Regions from separate parts of the Homo sapiens genome. Here region 2 is linked to region 1. Evidence: chromatin contacts called from ENCODE Hi-C or POLR2A ChIA-PET data. All regions are on one chromosome and are shown on one strand. Each heading gives the region's core, a stretch centred on a gene start or an enhancer-like site at or near the end of the contact. The rest is flanking DNA. Distances are from core to core; before and after follow the strand shown.

Region 1 (2,852 bases), core at 79-2,578:
TCATTGCAATCTCCGCCTCCGGGTTCAAGCGATTCTCCTGCCTCAGCCTCCTGAGTAGCTGGGACTACAAGTGTGTGCCACCATGCCTGGCTAATTGTTTGTATTTTTAGTAGAGACAGGGTTTCACTGTGTTAGCCAGGATGGTCTCGATCTCCTGACCTCGTGATCCGCCTGGCTCGGCCTCCCAAATTGCTGGGATTACAGGTGTGAGCCACCGTGCCCAGCCAGGAGTGTTTTTAAAGGAGGAAAGACCTGGTCTGGTTTACAATTTTATTATTTATTTATTTATTTTTGAGACAGAGTCTTGCTCTGTCACCCAGGTTGGAGTGAAGGGGCGTGATCTCGGCTCACTGCAACCTATGCCTCCTAGGTTCAAGCAATTCTCCTGCATCAGCCTCCGGAGTAGCTGGGACTACAGGCGTGTACCACCACACCTGGCTAATTTTGTATTTTTAGTAGAGACGAGATTTTGCCATGTTGGCCAGGCTGGTGTTAAACGCCTGGCCTCAGGTGTGTCCGCCTGCCTCAGCCTCCCAAATTGCTGGGATTACAGGCATGAGTCACCACACCCGGCCTGGCTTACATTTTTAAATGATTCTATTTGTTCTGCGGAAATGTTAAAACAAGGAAAATATTTCATCAAGAAAGAAAGGGTAGCCGGGTTCGGTGACTCACGCCTGTAATCCCAGCACTTTGGGAGGCCAAGGCGGACAGATCACAAGGTCAGGAGATTGAGACCATCCTGGCTATCATGGTGAAACTGTCTCTACTAAAAATACAAAAAATTAGCTGGGAGTGGTGGCGGGCACCTGTAGTCCCAGCTACTTGGGAGGCTGAGGTAGGAGAATGGCGTGAACCCAGGAGGCGGAGATTTCAGTGAGCCGAGATCACACCACTGCACTCCAGCCTGGGCGACAGAGCGAGACTCAAAAAAAAAAAAAAAAAAAAAAAAAAAAAAGAAAGAAAGGGTAAATAAAGAGTGAGCCCTCCCAGGACTGCCCAGTTGGGACTCTCTGGTACCCCATGGTAGAGAGAAGCCTCTGGGTGCCCTTAGCTCAGGGATGCCATTCAGAGACCGAGTGGACGATCCCTCACTGCCCAGTGCCAGATCGCCATGTGGAGCAGCTTCCTGGTTTCAGCCCCTCAAGGTTCAGGTGATGCAGAGAGGATGAAACCCAGCCAGGACTCAGGCTATCTTTCTGTCCACCCCACTCCCTGCCAGGACATACAGCAGCTCCTCCAGCTCCAGCAGCTGGTGCTTGTGCCAGGCCACCACCTCCAGCCACCTGCTCAGTTCCTGCTACCGCAGGCCCAGCAGAGCCAGCCAGGTAAGGCCCCCACCCCAGATGGCCTCCCTGACGCCTCCACAGAACTTCCTCACCTTCCCCTCCCCCTCACCCTGTGTATTTCCCCTTGTCTTTCCAGGCCTGCTACCGACACCAAATCTATTCCAGCTACCTCAGCAAACCCAGGGAGCTCTTCTGACCTCCCAGCCCCGGGCCGGGCTTCCCACACAGGTGAGACTGTCCATTGAGTGCACCAGGCCAGGCCAGCAGCAAGGCCTGCTGAAAGCTGGGTAAACGGGGGTGGGGGATGAGTGAGAGTCTCCTTTCCATTTGACCCAGCCACACTCTGCCAGTGATTTGCTGTGAGACCTCAGGCAAGCCCATCTCCCTGTCTGGGTCAGCCTCTTCCTCTATAGAATGAGGGGAGCTGGCCCAGACAAGTGGTTCTTAACCCTTTCTAGTACATGAGCTCCTTTGAGAATATGATGAAAGATTTAGATCTGATCCCCATTCCCCCAAAATGCTCATGTGTAAAAACACACAAAATTGCAAGGGGCTGCAAGCCTTTAGGCTGCAAATGCCTCGGGCCTCTTCCAGCACTGCAACGGAGGATTCTCTGAACAAGGCATTCGTTAGGTGATTATTTCACATCCACTTCCCAGACTGGAGACTGAAAACAAGGCCCACAGGTGTCTTTTATTTGGTCATTGTCAACTAAATTCCCAGAAAGCACCACATTTCCAGCTCCTCTTGATAAACCAGAAAATCTGGCAGGGCTGTACCTGTGTCTACGTGGTGGCTTGGCGCAGTGAGCAGTTGGCCTGGCCACTGGCAGGAGCAGAGGCCCCTTAGAGAGGGTGCCAGCTCTCCAGGCCACCTTGGCACCTGGACCCCGAGGCCTTTCTTTCAGTTTGCTGCCTGAGTTCTAGACTTTAATGATAATTTTCACTACCTTTTATGAATTTCAAAGTTTTTTTCTACCCATTTTTTATAGCCCTTTAAAAAAATATATGTGAACTATTTCAGAAGGACTGACTGAAGAGTTAGAGACTAATACAGGTCTTAACTGCAGTTCTGAAATCCCAAATGCTCAGAAAGTCAAGTTGTTCTTCCACCATTGGCATGAGAACTCATTTGACTGCAAAACCTGCCCTGCCATGATATAAGCCAGTGTATGACTTTTCTTTGTCCCTCTTGGTATGGCATTTTTGCTGCTGCAAAACTGTTACTGTATCTGATTAAGGAGTAATATTCTTGACCCTAGTGGGGGTGGGGGCCGGGCCACATTATCTATGATATACATCCTATGTAGGCTTTCTTTCTTTTTGTTTTTTTTTTTTTTTTTGAGATGGAGTCTCGCTCTGTTGCCCAGGCTGGAGTGCATTGGCTCAATATCAGTTCACTGCACCCTCTGCCTCCCAGGTTCAAGCGATTCTCCTACCTCAGCCTCCCAAGTAGCTGGGATTACAAGCATGCGCCACCACACCCAGCTAATTTTTGTATTTTTAATAGAGATGGGGTTTCACCATGTTGGCCAGGCTGGTCTCGAACTCCTGACTTCAGGTG
Region 2 (3,015 bases), core at 407-2,906, 92 kb before region 1:
CAATATAAATGTATTTTCTCACAGTTCAGGAAGCCAGAAATCTAAAACCAGTTCCACTAGACTGAAATTAAGGTGCCAGCAGGACTGCACTCCCTCCTGAGGCTTAGGGGAGAATGTGTTCCTTGCCTATCTCAGCTTCTGGTAGCCACCACCATCCCTTGGCTTGTGGCAGCATCACTCCAATCTCTGCTTCTGTGGTGCCTTCTCCTCTTCTGTCTGTGTCAAATCTTCCTCTGCCTCCCTCTTAGAAGGGTATATGTGATTGCTTTAAGGGCCCACCCAAATAATCCAGGATAATCTCTTCATTTCACAATCTTTAATTACATCTGCAAAGTCCTTTTTGCCATTTAAGGTAACATTCACAGGTTCCAGAGCTTCAGTCTGGACATCTTTCGCAGGAAATTTTTCTTTCCTCTTTTTTTTTTTTTTTTTTTGAGACGGAGTCTCGTTCTGTCGCCCAGGTTGCAGTGCAGTGGCCCGATCTTGGCTCACTGCAAGCTCCGCCTCCCGCCATTCTCCCGCCTCAGCCTCCCTAGTAGCTGGGACTACAGTCGCCCACCACCACGCCCGGCTATTTTTTTTTTTTTGTATTTTTAGTAGAGACGGGATTTCACCGTGTTAGCCAGGATAGTCTTGATCTCCTGACTTCGTGATCCGCCCGCCTCAGCCTCCCAAAGTGCTGGGATTACAGGCGTGAGCCACCGCGCCTGGCTTTTGCAGGAAATTTTTCTGCACACTACACTCTCCAACTATTTTTCTGAAGTGTCAGTACCAGTTTACTCTCCCACCAGCACTGAATGAGAGCTCTCTTTGCTTCACATTGTCACCAATACTATGTGTTGTCAGATGCTTTAATTTTGCTGATCTGATGGATGTGTAGCAGTTTATCATTGTGGTTTACTTTTCTTCTTCCTAATAATTAAATTCTGCTCTTTCTTGAATGAGGAGTAGGAGGTCTTTGAGTGTATAGAGTGGGTGAGGGTATTCCAGGTAGATGGAATAGCATGTATGAAGGTCTCAGGAAATATTTGTTTAAATTGAATAAGAGGTTTAAAAGAAGCATTAGGTTACTTAAAATAAGAAGAATTATTATTACCAAGGGTAAATACGATGCAGAGGTAGACTTTTCTGTTTCCCTCAAACACCAAGTCATTCAACAAGCATTTACCAGCTTAAACACCTGTCCTAGGTACTACAAGATGAGTTAGATCCAACCCCACCCTTGATAAACTCTGGCTTAGTAGGGAACATGATCACTGGGGACATCTCAAAGGGATGTAAGAGGGACTGAGGACCCAGATTTCCTTGAGGCTTATGTCCTCAGGTTCCACCACCCTCTATCCCACTTCCCTGTTGACATCCGTTGACTCCCTGGTCACTTCACCTCGTTCCTGAAGACTAGCACCTGCTCATAGACTTCCTCTCCACCCCAACCCATGCTCTCCTGCTGGGATATTTAACTGTCCCTGATAATCCATCCTCGTAATGATCTAGCCTCACAGTCTCTTTCCACTTCATCTCTGGTGACCTTCATCCCACTTTAGTCATCCACTCCCATGACCACACCTTGGGTTTAGTCATTACCAGGAAGTGTAACATACATAGTGAACATTTACAGAGCACTTATACCACATGCCAGGCACTTTGCCAAATGCTTTACATGTGTTTACGCCTGACACAAACCTGGAAGGCTGGTGTTAGTATCCTCATTTTACAGATGAGGATATACACTCAGGAAGGTAAAGTCACTTGCCTGGGTGACACATTTAGTAAAATGGCAGAGTCGGAATTCTAACACATGACTTTCTGAGTTCCAAATAAAAAATCCCTGATTTTAACCACAACCCAGTTCAAAATCCAGCATCCTGCTCTCTGATCCCAGCACCTGCCTTTCAGATCTGACAGCCCCTCACTGCCATCACACCTGTGGCGTCAACTCAAAGAGAGCTCTACTCCCTTGATCCCTCTGTTTTCTGCCAGTCTGCCAGACCCCTCCTGGCTTCTCTCCCTTCCTTGCCCAGCCAGAGTCTCATATTGGACCATCTGAGCTCTTTCACTAGCTCTCTAATAGTCAAGGTCCCAGCAGGAAACAGAAGGCACCACAGCTGGGATTTTGAAGATAATTTAATGAAGGGACTCTTTGCAGAGGTGTGGGCAGGGTTGAGGTAACCAACAAGGGAGGTGAAGGCAGCAGGAAGCTGTGACCACCCTTAGGTCTGAAGGAGTGAGGAAAGGATTGGTATTACTGGAGTGCTGTGAGAGTCATGGAACATGCCTGAGAGGAGCTGGAGTTGTGGAGGGGCACAGCCACTGTCAGAACCAAGGTGCTGACACAGAGCTGGGAGTTGGAGAAGAAGTATCCAGAATGCTTTCTTTTTCTGTTCTCTGATGCCCTGCTGGTGCTTCTTTTAGGGAGGAACCTAATTTGAAGTCAGAGAGCAAGGGGGGGTCCGATGATGCCACCCATATGGGTAGAGAAGAATGGAGGGTGGACCTGGAGGGCAAATGGAAAATGACCAGCATATGCTCTCAATTCCCTTACAATCCTACAACCCTAGCCTTTTTTTTTTTTTTTTTTGAAACTGAGTCTCGCTCTGTCACCCAGGTTGGAGTGTGGAGTGCAATGGCGCGATCTCAGCTCACCACAACCTCCACCTCTTGGGTTCACGTGATTCTTGTGCCTCAGCCTCCCAAGTAGCTGGGATCACAGGTGTCCACTGATTCCCCATTTTTTCAGGTTACACACTTAACCAGACCTATGCTAAAATCCACTTTACCGTTACATCTATAGGTGTTAATTTAACCTTTATCCCACAGAACTTCCTTGGCCTACCAGGTATGCCTCGACGTTACTCCGACTATCCTGATACATATACCGCATGAAATATTATCTCATCCATAGGCTCATTTATCTCAGTAACAGCATTCATACTAATAATCTTTATAATTTTTGTATTTTTAATAGAGACAGGCTTTCACCATCTTGGCCAGGCTGGTCTCGAATTCCTGACCTCA

The links. Hi-C counts contacts between places; a loop is a spot of excess contacts on that map. ChIA-PET counts read pairs that join two places held with the same protein, here RNA polymerase II (POLR2A). Pooled maps may share reads with other maps.
Region 2: a loop to region 1 is called in a map of heart left ventricle, with 3 times the contacts of the local background. The contact joins two enhancer-like sites. A Hi-C loop is called at or near these places in 45 of 168 maps with a recorded cell type or tissue (A673, B cell, CD14-positive monocyte and 28 more), 36 of 37 single-sample maps with no recorded cell type and 38 of 50 pooled maps. POLR2A ChIA-PET finds 5 or more read pairs at or near these places in 13 of 52 experiments (A549, AG04449, AG04450 and 10 more).

Annotation. Positions count from the first base shown.
Region 1 is chr19:42,098,192-42,101,043 of GRCh38, reverse strand. It overlaps POU2F2 (POU class 2 homeobox 2), which reads left to right. Exons shown (of 15, transcript NM_001394376.1): 6 at 1,223-1,328; 7 at 1,426-1,517. Among named protein-coding and RNA genes, the nearest start is that of ZNF574, 23 kb to the right of the region's middle. Within about 2 kb of position 1,328, at least 4 of the 41 ENCODE cell types and tissues checked have a DNase peak (open chromatin) inside an H3K27ac peak, as active enhancers do.
Region 2 is chr19:42,190,637-42,193,651 of GRCh38, reverse strand. It overlaps a transcript of POU2F2 not described here. Among named protein-coding and RNA genes, the nearest start is that of DEDD2, 26 kb to the left of the region's middle. Within about 2 kb of position 1,656, at least 3 of the 41 ENCODE cell types and tissues checked have a DNase peak (open chromatin) inside an H3K27ac peak, as active enhancers do.